2 separate regions of the Homo sapiens genome follow, and region 1 is linked to region 2. A link is a loop called in an ENCODE intact Hi-C map of the cell type or tissue named here. Cell type or tissue: heart left ventricle. All regions are shown on one strand. Each heading gives the region's core, and the rest is flanking DNA. Links, peaks and the distances in the headings are about the cores only.

Region 1 (8,242 bases), core at 2,386-6,385, 1.2 Mb after region 2:
AGACTTCCTAGGCTCCTCTTTCTAATTCACACAAAGTTACCAAAAGGGCTAGTGGCAGCAGTAGAAATGATACATGAGATGTGTGACTTGTTAAGGTTACACAGAGAAATCAAGCCCTGAGCTGAGAGTTAGCTCTGACAAGCCTACTTCGTGCTTCTGCTTCCCCTGCATCAGAAAAGAGCACGCTTTCTGAAATTAACGAAAAGTACTATCGTTCCAGGAAGACGTTTCAGGATCTCCAACTGGCCTTGACTAATGCAAAATTTTGAACAAAGATATGTGTTTTCAAGTGAAATGACAACAAAGTACAACATTAAGACATAATAAACATGCCAGAGTTGTCCAGGGAAAACTGTTAGGACTAGGAAAATGACAACTTGTATGTTATGTTAGTTACTTTCCCTGTCTACCATCACTCATTGTATTAGGTCTTCTTTTGGAGGGTTGATATTCAGAACATTTGGGAATTCATATGGAGAGTATATGCTTTGACAAGAGACTAATCCCATCCTGAGATAGCCAGGAAAAGAAAGAGAGAGAGAGAGAGACAGAGGAATTTATGAATTTATGAGCTTTACTACCAGGGATTAAAGAGGCATAAGAGGCAGAGATACTCCCTAAACTAAAGCACATAAGCAACAGTTGGAAACATTGAACTCTACCCATATTGACCAATTTCATTTTTTCATGCCTGTGCCCCCATTTAAAGAACAGGGAGGTCTTTGTACTTGTTGATGGATATAATTTCCAGAAATGCCCTGATTTCATTTCACTAGCCTTGCTTCATTCTACCCGTAAGTATATTCATGCTTGGGAGATCACATGTTGTACTTTCCTAGTTTTTGGCTAGAAATGCATAGTTGCTGAAGGAATAGGTGGGAAAGGAGGGCTGTAGGGAGCTTGCATGCAACTTTGTAGCCGCTAGGAGAAGAGATGTTACTATGAAGATAGGAATAAGCAGGTAGAAACTTCTTCCTGGAAAACAGGAGGCTGCACATGGGACTGGCCTGGAGTTGGAAAAGTGGACCCTGAGTCTTACCTAGCAAAAAGGCCAAGAACGTTTCCTAGAAGTGAAGTGATAAAAGCACTGCTTCTAAGTGTCATTTGGGCTGGGCATGGTGGCTCATGCTTGTAATCCCAGCACTTTGGGAGGCAAAGGCAGACGGATCGTTTGAGTGCAGGAGCTAGAGATCAGCCTGGGCAACATGACAAAACACTGTCTCTACAACAAATACAAAAAAAAAAAAATAGCCAGGTGTGGTGGCACATGTCTATAGTACGAGCTATTTGGGAGGCTGAGGCAAGAGGATTGTTTGAGTCCAGGAGGTTGAGGCTACAGCTGAGCCATGTTCATGCCACTGCACTCCAGCCTGGGTGAGAGAGCAAGACCCTGTCTCAAAAAAAAAAGTGTCATTTGGAATATTCCAGTACAAATAAGCAAAACTAACACCCAGATCTTAGTTTCTAAATACCATTTTCCCCTAAAAGGAATTAGCGTTCTTTAAGAACTGGCTGATTCCAGAAGTGTACCTGGAAAAGTACAAGATAAGCGTGGAACATCTTGCTACGCGGAAGGCAAAGATGTGCTCAAAGAAGGCAAGGACTTGTCGGAAGCATAAGGGGCCATTTGAAGGAACTCAACCTGGGACAATTTGGCTCCAAAGTAAATATCAATAGTACAGATTATAGCTCATGGAATACATTAAAAATCCATGGGTCTATAGTTATGCAAATATGTAAATGAGAAATAACAGAAATCTGTTCCTTGCAGTAGGATGACAACTATTAATAATAGATACAGAAGAAATGATGTAAATGAATGCAGGAATGATGGAATAAGAAAAGAATCACCATTTGACAAAAACTGTTTGGATCCTACGCAGAAAACTATGTATTTCTTTTGCTATAAGGCATATCAGCATGACAATTGGTAAAATTTGAATAGATATGTAGATTGGATAATAGCTGTACAAATGTTAATTTCCTAGTTTGGATAATTGTGCTGTAGTTATGTAAACAAATAACCGTTTTAGGCAACAATCACCAACTGATGCTAAAACTAAGTGATAAGAAGCAGAATTTTTAGATTGTCTGGATGTATCTCCCCACCAGACTCTTATTAATTACAAATGAAAAAAAAATAGTAACTTTACAGTGTAGAAATCTCACTGACCATACGTTAACAAAGTGTTCAAAGTTGACATAACGTATAATTGTCAGTAGATAACATTTGCCTTCTGTGATGATGCACTGAGAAAAACATCATTATTTCTGTGGTATTGATTCCAAAAGGGCATAACCCGAACCAATCATGGGCAAGTGTGATGGTTACTACTGAGTGTCAACTTGATTGAATTAAGGGACACAAGGTATTAATCCTGGGTGTGTCTGTGTGGGTGCTGCCAAAAGAGACTAACATTTGAGTCAGTGGGCTGGGGAAGGCAGATCCACCCTTAATTTGGTGGGCACCATCTAATCAGCTGCCAGCGAATATAAAGCAGGCAGAAAAACATGAAAAGGAGAGACGGGCCTAGCCTCCCAGCCTACATCTTTCTCCTGGGCTTGATGCTTCCTGCCCTCAAATATCAGACTCCAAGTTCTTCAGTTTTGGGACTTGGGCTAGCTTCCTTCCTCCTCAGCTTGCAGGCAGCCTACTGTAGGACCTTGTGATTGTGTAAGTTAATACTTAATAAACTCCTCTATATATATACAATATATATAATATATAATATTAGTTCTGTCCCTCTAAGAGAACTCTGACTAATACAGCAAGCATTGGACAAACCCAAAATGAGAGACATGCGACAAATTCACTGGCCAATAATCTTCAAAAATGTCTAGGTCATGAAAAAGACTGAGGAACTTATGGGAGACTGAAGACACATGACAACTAAATGCATCATATGATCCTAGATTGGATCCTACCCAGAAAAATATATTTTTCTTTTGCTATAAGGCATATTAGTATGACAACTGGTGAAATTTGAATGGGTCTGTAGATTGAATAATAGCTGTATGAATGTTAATTTCCTGGTTTTGATAATTGTGTTATAGTTATATAAAAGAACGCCCTTGTTTCAAGAAACACACACAGAATAATTTAGGCATAAAGAAGCATTATATCTTCAGAGCACTTTCAAATGATTCAGAGAAAGAGAATGAAAAATCATCTCTGTAAAATGTTAACATGTTGGAATCTGGGTTAAAAACATATGGGAATTCTTCCAAATATTTTTCCAACCTTTCTGAAAGCCTGAAATTATTTTAAAATAAAAGGTTTTTAATATTTTTTAAATTTTAAAATAATTAAATACAAAATTCCAGGGAGTTTCTACTAAAAGCAAAAAAAAAGAAGAAGAAGAAGAAGGAAGAGAAAAAGTCACATGGAATCCCTTACAGGGTGGATGGGGTAAGGCTGGGGGTAGGAAGAGATTTCTTTTCTTGTACCCACTGTAGGTCCAGAGTGGTGACTGCCCAGCCAGATTTCCTATTTTCCTTATGTTTCCTGGCCTAATTTCATAATGCCTACAGCCAGGAAATACTGGCTTTCCACCTCCATCCAAACAGGCACCCACACATTCAAAGCCCAGATGTACACTGGAATCATCTCTGAGCATCCCTTGAGATCATACTACCCAGAGGGCAGACAGCCCAATACCTGCCTCTAACTAAAGGTCTTGATTATTTTGCTGACTGTGTCTCCTCTCCAGCTTTGGTCTTCTGTCCCTGCCCCCAAGAATCTAACCAACATTTTACAAGGTTTCAATTTTGAGAAACCACATGCTATATTGGGAAGAGCGCTGAACTGAGAGTCTTACCTCTACCATCAACTAGCTCTGTGAGCTCAGATAACTCACTTCTATAGTCCTCATACATAAAATCAAGAATTTGAATGGAATCTTCTTAAAAATAGTCTCTTTCATCTCTAAAAAGTTGAAAGGTATTTTTTAAAAGACTCCTCTGACTTTAGATAGGTTGCATCCCCATGAGAACAAACTTTTCCTCCTGAAGGAAAGAGATGAGATCTTGCACTTGATTCTCAAGGTTGACCTTGGTTTGAGTTCATGACATTGACATTGCTTTACTCAAGGGAAGGACTACAGCCAAGAGGCAACATTCCTACACCCAAGTTCTATTTTATCCCAAACCCTGCCAGCTTTGCTATGTTTAGCTTAAACTATTTCTGGATGCACAACAGTTAATCACCTCCTCCAGTGAAAAATTCAAGGAGAAAAAAATGCAAAAAAGTCCTATAATCACTCCTAAATGCCCCTAACTCTTCTCCTGGATCCCTCTCTCCCCCACCCTTCATCTCTGAGATTTCTCTGCTATCACCACAACAGTGTGCACACGAGCTGTCCCCCTGTTTCTGGAATGCTCAGTTATCTATTTCCTTTAGTCTTGGCTCAGATTCAGCAGCTACAAGCTGTCAAGGAGTTGGGAGAGAGAGACTGTGCCCAATCTGGCATGAAAGCAGGACCTGGGCACACACATTTTAGAAAATCATTCTTTGGGCTTTGCCTTCTCCCTGGGCTGTTCATCCATGCTAACATCTTTGACACTCTTTCCCCAAGTCCCAAACCTCTAGAATACCATCTGTTCTCTCAGTGACTACTAAGCACAACTCCATTTACTTTTTCAGATTTTTCTATAATCTGATTGTTCCTTTACTCAAAGAAAAAAAATTCAAGTTAGAAATATTTGTGCTCAACTTCCCTTGTGGGGCCAGATAAGGGAATACAATGGAAGTCTTATATCCTAGAGGAATGCAAGGAATCCCAAAGATGGGCACAGGCTGTTGGAGCTAAGAGTGCTTTTTATAACTGAAAACACAACAGCAACGAGAGAGTGGTGCAAGCTGGATAGACCTAGGGGGCCCCCTAAGGTCATGAAGTTTCTCTAAAAAAGAGGAGGTAAAAATATTTTAATTCCTCTAACATGTCAATTTTTTAAATTATGAAAATATCAAAATATAAAAATGTCAAACACACAAAAAGTAAAAATATCAGTACAATGAATACCCATAGCATTTTGCATATTTACTTTCTTACATTTTCATATGTATTTCCATATTTGGTTTAATATATTCTTGTGTGTTGTATTTGCATATACATGCATGTGTTTGTGTGTACAGCATTATAAAATGCCATATATATATATATATACTTTAATTTCCAAAAAATAAGGACATTTTGTGACAACATCAGTAACATTATTACCCTTAAAGTTAACAAAAATTCCATATCATGTAACATCCTGGTGTCTAATCCATTGTCCTAGTCATATAAAAAATGTGTTTTATAGTTGGTTTCTTCAGAATAGGATTTAATCAGAGCAAGCCAGTGGTCTAGCTAACTATACAGCATTTTGCATTTATCTAATAATTTCCTCTTGGTGTCATCTAACTTATCTCTCTCCACTGTTTTTCTTTACCTTGAAGATTACATCTAAAGGCGTGGTTAGATTCAGGTTAAGATTTTTGGTAATCACTCTTCATAGGTGATGCTGTATAGTTCACATTACAACATATCAAGAGGCATACGATGTCTGGTTGGGAAACTAAATTTCACCACCTGGCAAAGTGCAGTCAGTTCTGCTATAATGCCACCTATGCATTCCTGAAAACCACTGTGCTATGGAAAACTGCACATTATGAACCGTAAGACCCATGAGGAAAATTAGGTTAGAGGTCATATATTCAAAAACTTTGTCAGTGACGTGTACAAAAAAAAAGATAGATACCTATTAAAAATAGCACAGTTTTATATATGGGAAGTGATTAAGAAATATATAAATACTACAACAAATACAGCTCTTTACCTTGAAAAATACCCAAAGGACTATAAATCATGCTGCTATAAAGACACATGCACACGTATGTTTATTGCAGCACTATTCACAATAGCAAAGACTTGGAACCAACCCAAATGTCCAACAATGATAGACTGGATTAAGAAAATGTGGCACATATACACCATGGAATACTATGCAGCCATAAAAAATGATGAGTTCATGTCCTTTGTAGGGACATGGATGAAATTGGAAATCATCATTTTCAGTAAACTATTGCAAGAACAAAAAACCAAACACCGCATATTCTCACTCATAGGTGGGAATTGAACAATGAGATCACATGGACACAGGAAGGGGAACATCACACTCTGGGGACTGTTGTGGGGTGGGGGGATGGGGGAGGGATAGCATTGGGAGATACACCTAATGCTAGATGACGAGTTAGTGGGTGCAGCGCACCAGCGTGGCACATGTATACATATGTAACTAACCTGCACAATGGGCACATGTACCCTAAAACTTAAAGTATAATAATAAAATTTTTTTTAAAAGATTTAAAAAAAAAAGGAAAAAAAAAAACCTGAAATTTGTTTGTGGAGTTAGACATCAGGATTGTTGCAGCTTATGAGTTACTGTGAAGTGGTGGAAGGGAGGGTCATCTGAAGTCGGCTGGAATTTCCAGCGCTAGATGTGGTTGGGCATGGCTCGCCACACAGGCAGTGAAATGGGGTAGCTGGTAGATGTCTGAGGTGTGTACATGTGTGCACTTTGTGTATTCCTACGTGGCTTGGTTCAGCTGGGTATAGTTTTCTGCACTTACCTAGCGTTTGTTGTGTACAAAGCTGTGTATAAATATATGTGAAAGTATACTATGCTCAAAGTATATCGATTGCATTAGAAAGGTTTACATTTCAAAACAGAGTATATGAGAACTGACTGATTTTGTAATTTACATCTTCTCCTTTTCTTGATCAATCTAGCTTGATGTTTTACCAATTTTGTTGATGTTGTCAAAGAATGAGCTGCTGGTTTCATTGACTTTTTTTCTATTCTTTTGTTCTCTGGTTCATTTATTGTGCTCTTATCTGTATTATCTCCTTTCCTCTTTTCCTAGCTTCCTAAGGTGGAGGTTTAGATAATCAATTGTAGATCATTTTTCTTTTCTAAGCTTTTAGAAGTATACATTTCTCATTAAGTACTGCTTTAGCTGCATCTCACAAATCCTGATAGATTATGTTTTCACTAGCATTGGGATCAAAATATTATCTAAGATTTTTCACATTTGCAAAGATGGAGTAAACACACCTTTTCCTATTCTTTAAGTATAGCTAAAATTCCTGGACATTATGTATAAAATAAATGTAAGAAGCAAACAGCAAAAGGCAGGCAGGCTGGGGACCTCAACACATGAGGGATGACATGACTCCACATTGATATTCATGAAGCAGAAGCTTTGTAAGGATCCTGAACTCAAACTTCTGTCTGGTACTAATGAGGCAGAACCCACCTGCTGCTGGGTATCCATGAAGGCCAACTGGGGAACTTAGACTTTCATCACCACCTGTCAGCAACAAGATATGCTTCCCTTGTCCTACTAGAGCAGTGTCAGAGGAAGACTAATAAGTAAAATAGACTGTTTAAGTAAGATCCAGTATCTATCTCATGATATAATACTGAAAATACTCAAGATTCAACTGAAAATCACTTGTTATACCAAGAATCAGGAAAATCTGAACTTGAACAAGAAAAGACAATGATTAGATGAATGTATTAAAGCAAACTAAATATGGCCTGAGAAGGACTCCATACTTCTATATTTGAGTCCTTGTGGATGAACTGCAACCTAACTTAATAGGTAAGGCAAGATTGAAAACCTAACTTAGGAGTATGCACCTGTAACAATCGCTGACTCTTGGCCAATCCCAACAGCCATACTTCAACCACTCATACACTGCTGAGTGTTCAAACTATGTTCAAATAAGGCAAATACCAAACTGTAACCAATCCACCTGTTTCTGTACCTCACTTCTGATTTCTATACGTCTTTTTACTTTTTTTGTCTATAAATTTGTTCTGACCACGAGGCACCTCTGGACTCTTTTTGAATCTGCTGTGATTCTGGGGGCTGCCTGATTCACAAATCATTCATTGCTGAATTAAACTCCTTTAAATTTAATTCAGCTGAAGTTTTTCTTTCAACAGATGCCAACATCAAGATGACATAGATGTTAAAGTTATCTGACGAGGATTTTAAAGCTGAAATCATAAAAATGCTTTAAGAAGAAATATGAATACTCTTGAAATAAATGAAAAAATCAAAAATCTTTGCAAAGGAAGAGAAAGCTTCAGCAAAGAAATATAAGCTATAAATAAGAACCAAATGAAATTTTTTTTTTTTTGAGACAGAGTCTTGCTCTGTCACCCAGGCTGGAGTGCAGTGGCATGATCT
Region 2 (8,242 bases), core at 773-4,772:
TGGGATTACAGGCACATGCCACCATGCCTGGCTAATTTTTGTATTTTTAGTAGAGACAGGGTTTCAACCATGTTGTCCAGGCTGGTTTTGAACTCCTGATCTCAGGTGATCGCCTGCCTCGGCCTCCCAAAGTGCTGGGATTACAGGCATGAGCCACTAAGGCCTTCTTTCTACTGGGATGCTTTACATTACCCTCCTGTGTCCTCCTGCATTGTTCTAGGCATTGGGATTGAATGTATAAGACATAGTCTCCATCTTTGCACAGCGTGCAGTCTAGGTAGGAAGGCAGAATGCTCATTAAGAGGTGCAGAGCATATATAGTGAGAAGTCTCCCTCCTGCCCCTGCAGTAGGGTTATGACTCATTTGGGTGTTCCTTCTCTGACTCTGTTCTCATTCTGTCCCTGCAAAGGAGTCACTTTCCATTGGAAGCAGAGTCTGTTCTTGTGTCTCTTCTCCTTTTCTTCTCTCCTCATCCTGTATTTTCTCCTCCATTTTATGGTTTCAGCCAATAGTTTCTCCTGTCTTCTGAATTCCAGTTTCATTTTCATCTTCTCAAAGTGCTTTGGTGATCCATCTGTCTCATTAATCTCAACTTCAACAACCTTCAAACATTATTCTGGTATCTGCCCCATTCATGGTGCCAGCAATCTTCCATTCACCCTGGGTGAAAATTTTGAATCATCTCTTACTCTCCCTCAAACAGAACATTGAATCTTTTTCTTCTTCTTATTTTTTTATTTTTTTTATTTTTTTGAGATGGAGTCTTACTCTGTCGTGCAGTGGCGCGATCTCTGCTCACTGCAACCTCCGCCTGCTGGGTTCAAACGATTCTCCTGCCCCAGCCTCCCAAGTAGCTGGGATTACAGGTACCCACCACCATGCTGGGCTAATTTTTGCATTTTTAGTAGAGATGGGGTTTCACCATGTTGGCCAGCTGGTCTTAAACTCCTGACCTCAAATGATCCACCTACCTTGGCCTCCAAAAGTGTTGGGATTACAGGCGTGAGCCACCGAGCCTGGCACATTGACTCTTTTCTAAAGTCTGGGTCCCTCCTCCATTGTAATCTTTCTTTAATTGGTCCCTTCCCTTTTATTCCGGTTACAACCTCCCTGGTTCTCTCATTTTTGTGTTTGGAAACTGGTCCTAAATTACCTTCCTAGTTTTTTTTTCTCCCATGATTCCCTTACATGAAACTACACCTTGAATTGGATCAGGTTTCTTGGCATCCCCTGAGTGGACCTGCTGATGTCCCTTTTCTGATCCTTATCCTTTCCCTTTCTCTAAAATACCTATGTTCCCTCCTCCTGCTGGACTTGTAAGGCCCGGTTTCACTTGCAAGTTCCCTGTTAACCCAGCCCTGTGGCTCCCCATCAAAGAAAAACCCCGCTCCGTGTTCTCATCCTCTATGCATCAGCATGCTTTATATCCTCGATTAATTATATGTACGCTGGGAAAACAGATATTTTCTATTTTTGTGTGTGCACTGTATCATAGCAACACAGTTTTCTTTATTAACAGCTAACACATATCTTTTTGAATGAATGGATGGCGTTTTTTGTTTGTCAAGGTCATAACATGCTGGACTGGGTTAGGAATGTAAGATTTAGAGATGTACTGTCCAGTATGGTAGCCAGCTGTGGCAATTTCATTTAAATAAATGAAAGTTAAATAAAACTAAAAATTCAGTTTCTCAGCTGCACAAGCCACATGTCAAGTGCTCAGTAGCTACTCGAGTATAGTCACTCCCATACCGGCACATGCAGATAGGGAGTGTTTCCATCACTGCGGAAAGTTCTGTTGGACAACACTGATCTTGAGTCTCATTATTTGGAAGTCTTGATCTCTCCCACCCCAATTAAATCCCTCCCACCCCAATTAAATCTGCTCAGTGACCGGTTGGGATGGAGCGAGGAATTTTATAGGTGTTTTCTAAGCTGTGGAAGTCTATATTTGGCTTTTCCAGTCTGAGGTCATGGGAAAAAGCAATGGGAAATCTGGAAGACAAGCATGCATGAAGAAGTCAGAGACAGCGCCCTTGAGTGGGAGGGGGAGACCGGGGTTCCTGAGTGAGTCACTGGTTCTCTCTGGGCTTCAGTTCCCCCATTTTTTAATCCTGGAGATTTGTGGAGACCCTCAGGGCTGCCAGGGAGGGAGAGAGGCACATTTATTCCCCCTTCTCTCTCACATTCTCTTCTTCCGAAGTTTTTCTTGAGCAAATAATTCTTTAATGTCCTTTCAACTTTAACTTTTGAGGACATTGTACTTGTTGGCGAGTGGGCTCTGGAGATGCTCAGAGGCCTGGATAAAAAGGTGTCCATCTGCAGGAGCAGCTGCCCACAGCTGCTGAGGAAAAGCCACCAATGGGTGACTCTCTTGGAGCAAGTTCTTATATTTGGCCACAAGATGGCAGACGTTTCCTGATCAATTCTCACTGCGGGTTAAACCAAATCAGCCTGAATGGAAAAGCAAAACCTTTGGAGTTCTGGATTTTATTTTATTTTTAAATAGATTTATCTTTAGTTTTCTAAAATGAGCAATTAGAGTTTAGGGTCCAGCAGAGCTCAGGAAAGTGGTACGCCTTTCAGAGTAGATGGCAGATTACGAAGTGAAAAGTGTTTCAAATGTCTAAATTTAAAGATTCCAATCACTTGTAAAACTTTTCAGTGAGCTTTGCTGGGCTAAAAAAAAAATCAGACATATTTTACTGCGTCAAGCTCAAGGCTTTGCCTCCACAACAATGCTCTACTTCTTTCCTTGAAGATCAAAATCTTGCAATTGGAATTATTACCATAGAATGTCATAATATTCTCTTTTCAACATAATCAGCACCAAAAAAGCAGAGTATTGTGGTTTGCAGAAACAGTAAGGTCAGCATCTAAATTTTTTTTGAAACTAATGTACCACTTAATTATCTTGACTTAAGAAGCTACATGGTGGGGGAGTGCTTTGAATAGAGTAACTCTAATTTTGTATATGAGAGTATAATGTTTCCAATTGCATCTGATTATCTCCAGCATTTCCTGTTATTGAAAAAATGCTACTCCGAAGAGTTTTATTTTTTATTTTTTTTGAGACGGAGTCTCGCTCTGTTGCCCAGGCTGGAGTGCAATGGCGCGATCTTGGCTTATTGCAACCTCCGCCTCCCGGGCTCAAGCGATTCTCCTGCCTCAGCCTCCCGAGCAGCTGGGATTACAGGCGCCCGCCACTACGGCCGGCTAATTTTTGTATTTTTTTTGTTTTGTTTTATTTTGCCTCTAAACCATCTTTTATTGCGCACTTCAGCCGCGAGTCCGGGGCTGGCCTGCCGTGCCCTAGGCGTAGTACTGTAGGTTGGCTTTCTTCTTGGCCTGGACCTCCAGGATGCCTTCCATGTAGTCCTCGTGGGTGAGCTCCGTGGCACCCCTGCGCAGTGCGATCATACCCGCCTCCACAGACACAGCCTTGCACTGGGCCCCGTTGAAGTCATCTGTGCAGCGGGTCAGCTCCCTCGCAGTTCACGTCAGGACTGACGTTCATCTTTTGGGAGTGGATCTGCATGATTCTGGCCCAGGCACTCGATCTTGCGGTCCAGGCCGCCCTAGCGTAGCAGGGCGGGGTCCAGGATGTCCACCCGGTTTGTGACTGCAATTACCTTAACTTGGGTGTTGGGCTGGAAGCCATCCAGCTGGTTCAGAAGCTCCAGCATCGTCCTCTGCACCTCTCGGTCCCCGGACTTCTCGCTGTCAAAGTGCTTGGTGCCTATGGCATCCAGCTCATCAGTGAAGATGATGGAGGGCGCTTTCTCCTTGGCCAGGGCGAAGGCATCCCGGACTAGCTTGGCACCATCTCCAGTGAACATCTGCACCAGCTGGGGGCCAGTCAGCTTTAGGAAGGTGGCCTTAGTCTGTGCCCTACAGGCCCAGGCCAGGAGGGTCTTCTCCGTCCCTGGGGGCCAGCACCCCTTTTGGATGTTGGATCCGCAAGTTCTCAAACTTCTCCTTGTGGTTCATTGACAAGACAGTGGCCTCCACCAGTTCCTGGATCTGCTTGTCCAAGCCCCCAGTGTCACTGTATTGCTCCGTGGGTCTCTCATCCACCTCTGTGGCCTTCACCCGCGAGTCGTACTCTGGGCAGTGTCTCCAGGATTGGATAGGAGTCTTTGTTCACACCCACCAGGTCTCCTGGCTTTAGCTTTTCAACATCCACCAATCCAATCACAGGTAGGAAGTATGTCTGTCGTGTAGAGGTTTTGATCACAGCACACTTGTCCTTCCTCTGGGAGTCCAGGTCAATATTTGGACCATCCTCCTCTTGATCATTGGGATCAACATCCAGGAGCTCGATGATGTTGGAGACAAGGTACACCAGGGTTTTGTTCACATTGATTTTCTCACTGTTCTCTTTGATCTTGTCCTTCATGGCTTGGAGCTCATGGGTGACTCTCAACAGTTAACTCTTCATGATCTTGATCTCACTGTCCAGAAGCCATGTGCGCTGGATGATCTCCTCCGTGGACATGTTGAGCACCTCCACCCCAGTTCCATCTTGCTTGGCCTCATCCCACACGGTTGCCATCTTCTTTTCTAGTTTTTGAATTTTTAGTAGAGATGGGGTTTCACCATGTTGGCCAGGCTGGTCTTGAACTCCTGACCTTGTGATCCACCCACCTCAGCCTCCCAAAGTGCTCAGACTACAGGTGTGAGCTACCACGCCCGGCCCAGCATTTTATAATATTAAACCACCTTCCATCTTTACAGTATTTTGAAAATTCAAAAAGTATTTTCCCATATATTATTATCTTACTGTGGGTCCCTCAACATGGGAAGCATTGCTTAGTTTGGAAATTCGATTCCTTGATTTTAGCCTCTCTTTTCCCTGGCGATGTTTTCAGTCTATTGAGCTGTTCTTTCCCAGATGACTAAATTTGAAACTGTGGTTAGGTGGGGGAGTGGGTGGCGCAAGGCAGGGTTGCTGTAAAGTAAAACGTTAATCAGACTTTTAAAGCTGAAAGGGATCTTAGTGGTCTCTAGCTCTTTTATTTTACAGATAAGGAAATAGAAACATTGAGATTAATTTTAATATATGGGAACATGTTAAGCTTCAGGCACAATTTAGGTCAATCAATTAAATTTTATTCATATTTTACTGGGTATCAGACACTGCTAGGTGTTAAAATTTATAGTCTGGTCTATTTTCGAGTCACACTGGACCATTTAAAAAATTGATACATAATGATTGTACATATTTCTGGGGTACAAGTGACATTTTGATATATTCATATAACATGTAACAATCAAATTAGGGTAATTAGCATATCTATCACTTCACACATTGATCATTTATTTGTATTGGGAAGCTTACAAATAATCTTCTAGCTATTTTGAAATATATGGCAAATTATAACTATAGTCACCCTACTGTATTATCAAACACTGTAATTTATTTCTTCTATCCAACTTATTTTTGTATCCATTAACCAACTTAATTAGTTCCCCCAACTCCCACAATGGGCCATTTTTGATTGTAGAGTACAATATGAAGGCTCTGGTCCAACTGAGAAAATAGTATCTGATATAAAAAAAAAAGTGTAATTCTAAAAGCCTTTTAGTAAAGTAATATAAATAGCAAATCTCCCTCCTGAGATTAAAATGTAGTAACACTACTTTTTCTAAAATTCTTGTAAAAAATTGTTAATGAAGGGATTGATATAGCTTACTTTTATATCTGATTATTTTACAGCTTACAGTGCACCATTTTAAAGATTTTGTGCAATCTTGCAGGAAATTCCAGGACTGGTTAATGTATCATGAAATATTTATGAAGCATTGGTAGTATGTGCAGCATTTCATAAAAAAGGTAGTCCCATAGAGGACTCAAAAATTGCTGAAAAGGATGTGGATTTGGCCCTTTCACAGAGCTTGTGGAGGAAGGTGATCTCAGGGGCAGCCATGTATCTGCAACTTAAATCAGTTATGTTAACCAGGGAGGAACTTGTTATTTTAATTTTGGAAAATATTTTCTTCATATCGATGGAAATTTCCTTAACCTTAGATTTTATTTTCTTAGAGTCTCTGTTACACATTAAGAGGAAGGAAAAAAAATTGAGGACTTGGTTTCATATTACATGTTTTAAGAAGAATTCTTATTTTTAATTTAAATAAAATTGACTTCATAAATTCTGATTAAGGAAAAAAAACACAAAGAACAGCCTTTAACAGATACTTGCTGATGACTTATCTTTAGCAGAATCCAGATAGAGATGCCAAGAAAAAAAAGAAAAACTTTCACGTTAAGATTGAATTTTTATTGTAGATTTCATGTACTTTTCATGTTAAGCTATGTTATGCTCCTTAAAAATGGCCTTTTTTGGATATCAGAATTAATGTTTAATTGTTCATAAATACCTTTCATCTTATAAAATGAGTACAAGTGGGTATATGTCAAATTTCAGATATTATTAGAGTACAACTTCATATTCCAATTACAGCAGTAAACATGATCTATTCGACCTTATAGTCTGCAGATGGATCCGTTCAGAGTAACATGTTCTGATTCTGTTCTGTAGTGGGCAGTTTTAAACGTCATTCCCTCCATTGATATTAAAATATTTATTACTGACCTTCAGGTGATTTATAGTTTATTTGGAAAGATGACATGTCTCGGGATGGGTGGTGGAGGGGTGGAAACAGCTACCCTTAGATGAATGAGACCAATAAAACAAGTGATGTAGGATGTGAGGGGTGGGAGAGGCGCTTTGGGATGGGGTAGCCGGGGAAGGCTTTAGGATGGAGAAGTGATGAGGAAAGTGAAGCTGGAGTGAGACTGCCTGGTTTCAAATGCTGGCTCTGCCACTTTTTTTTAAATTTTATTATTATTATACTTTAAGTTTTAGGGTACATGTGCACAACGTGCAGGTTAGTTACATATCTATACATGTGCCATGTTGGTGTGCTGCACCCATTAACTCGTCATTTAGCATTAGGTATATCTCCTAATGCTATCCCTCCCCCCCTCGCCCCACCCCACAACTGTCCCCGGTGTGTGATGTTCCCCTTCCTGTGTCCATGTGTTCTCATTGTTCAGTTCCCACCTATGAGTGAGAACATGCGGTGTTTGGTTTTTTGTCCTTGCGATATTCTTAAGGTTGGTGTGAGGATTAGGCGGGAGAGGAGCACAGGCCCTGGAGGAAAGGGTATGTTGGGGTTTAGTGCGGCTGCCCTTGCTGCAGGGCAGGGCAGTCAGAGAGACACGGAAGACATCATGTCTGCCTGAGTACTTGAGCCTGCAGGAGATCGTGCCGGAAGCTTGCTGGAGGCAAATTGCAGAGGGACTCTTACATGTCTCAGAATGTGAACTCGCCAGCAAAGAGCCATGGATGGATTTTGAGCTGGAGAGTAACATAGATAAATAGTCTTTTCCCCCGCAAAAAAAAAAAAAAAAAAAAAAAAAAAAAAGCCTTAAAGAGTAGCATTTCTTCTTCTTTTTTAAAATATAGAGATGAGGTGTCACTATGTTGCCTAGGTTAGTCTCAAACTCCTGGGCTCAAGCAATCTTCCCACCTCGGACTCCCAAAGTGCTGGTGTGAGGAGCTACTGTGCCTGGCCCCCTTTGTTCGTTCCTTCGTTCCTTTCCTCCCTTTCCTTCCTTTCTTTCCTTTCCTTGCTTTCCTCCCTCCCTTCCTTCCTTCTTTCTTCTTCAGAAATGCCCAATATCTGAATTAGGCTGACTTTAAATCTGTTAATGTTTTGGTTTTTCTGAGTGGATTTGTAGTTTGCTAATATTTCCTTAAAGATATATTATCTCCATTCCATTCTTGTCACTTTTCTTAACTTGATTTAACACATGATTAAGTGATGATTGACTACGAGAAGTGGCAGAGTATTGCAGTTCCAAGCGCAGACTGTGGAGCCAGCCTATCTTGGTTCAAATCCCAGCCTTTCTGCTCCCTAACTGTGTCATGTTAAACCATTTCACAGTGAAGTTTCTATTTCTGTGTACCTCAGCGTTCTCATCAGTAAAAGGGAGATAGAACCTGACTCAACAGAGTTATTGAGAGGATTGAATCAGTATTAAGCAAGTAGAACAATGCGTGCATCCACAGTAAGGCATAGGTAGATGTTATTAAATAAGCATAAAGGTCTGTTCTAGGCAATGAAGAATGAAGAAGTGTACTTGCCTGAGCACTTGAGTCTGAGTGGGAGATCCTGCCAGCAGCTCTGTGGAGCTCGCACCCTAGAGAAGAGAGTTAGGATTGTTTACTA

What was found. Hi-C counts contacts between places; a loop is a spot of excess contacts. Peaks named below come from ENCODE experiments on the same cell type or tissue, not always from the same donor. Only the 100,000 strongest peaks of a DNase experiment are listed, where the experiment ranks them.
Region 1: a loop joins it to region 2, with 5 times the contacts of the local background. A loop is called at or near these places in 44 of 110 quality-filtered maps.

The regions. Positions count from the first base shown.
Region 1 is chr9:17,820,964-17,829,205 of GRCh38, reverse strand. No RefSeq gene overlaps it. Among named protein-coding and RNA genes, the nearest start is that of SH3GL2, 250 kb to the right of the region's middle. In heart left ventricle, for the core only: a CTCF peak has its summit at 4,862; no DNase peak of the experiment used is centred there; H3K27ac peaks cover 2,081 bases.
Region 2 is chr9:19,023,206-19,031,447 of GRCh38, reverse strand. The region is part of intron 1 of SAXO1 (stabilizer of axonemal microtubules 1); the gene reads left to right. It also overlaps the pseudogene PSMC3P1. Among named protein-coding and RNA genes, the nearest start is that of SAXO1, 5.9 kb to the left of the region's middle. In heart left ventricle, for the core only: a CTCF peak has its summit at 2,401 (motif pointing right); a DNase peak (open chromatin) is centred at 3,605; H3K27me3 peaks cover 487 bases.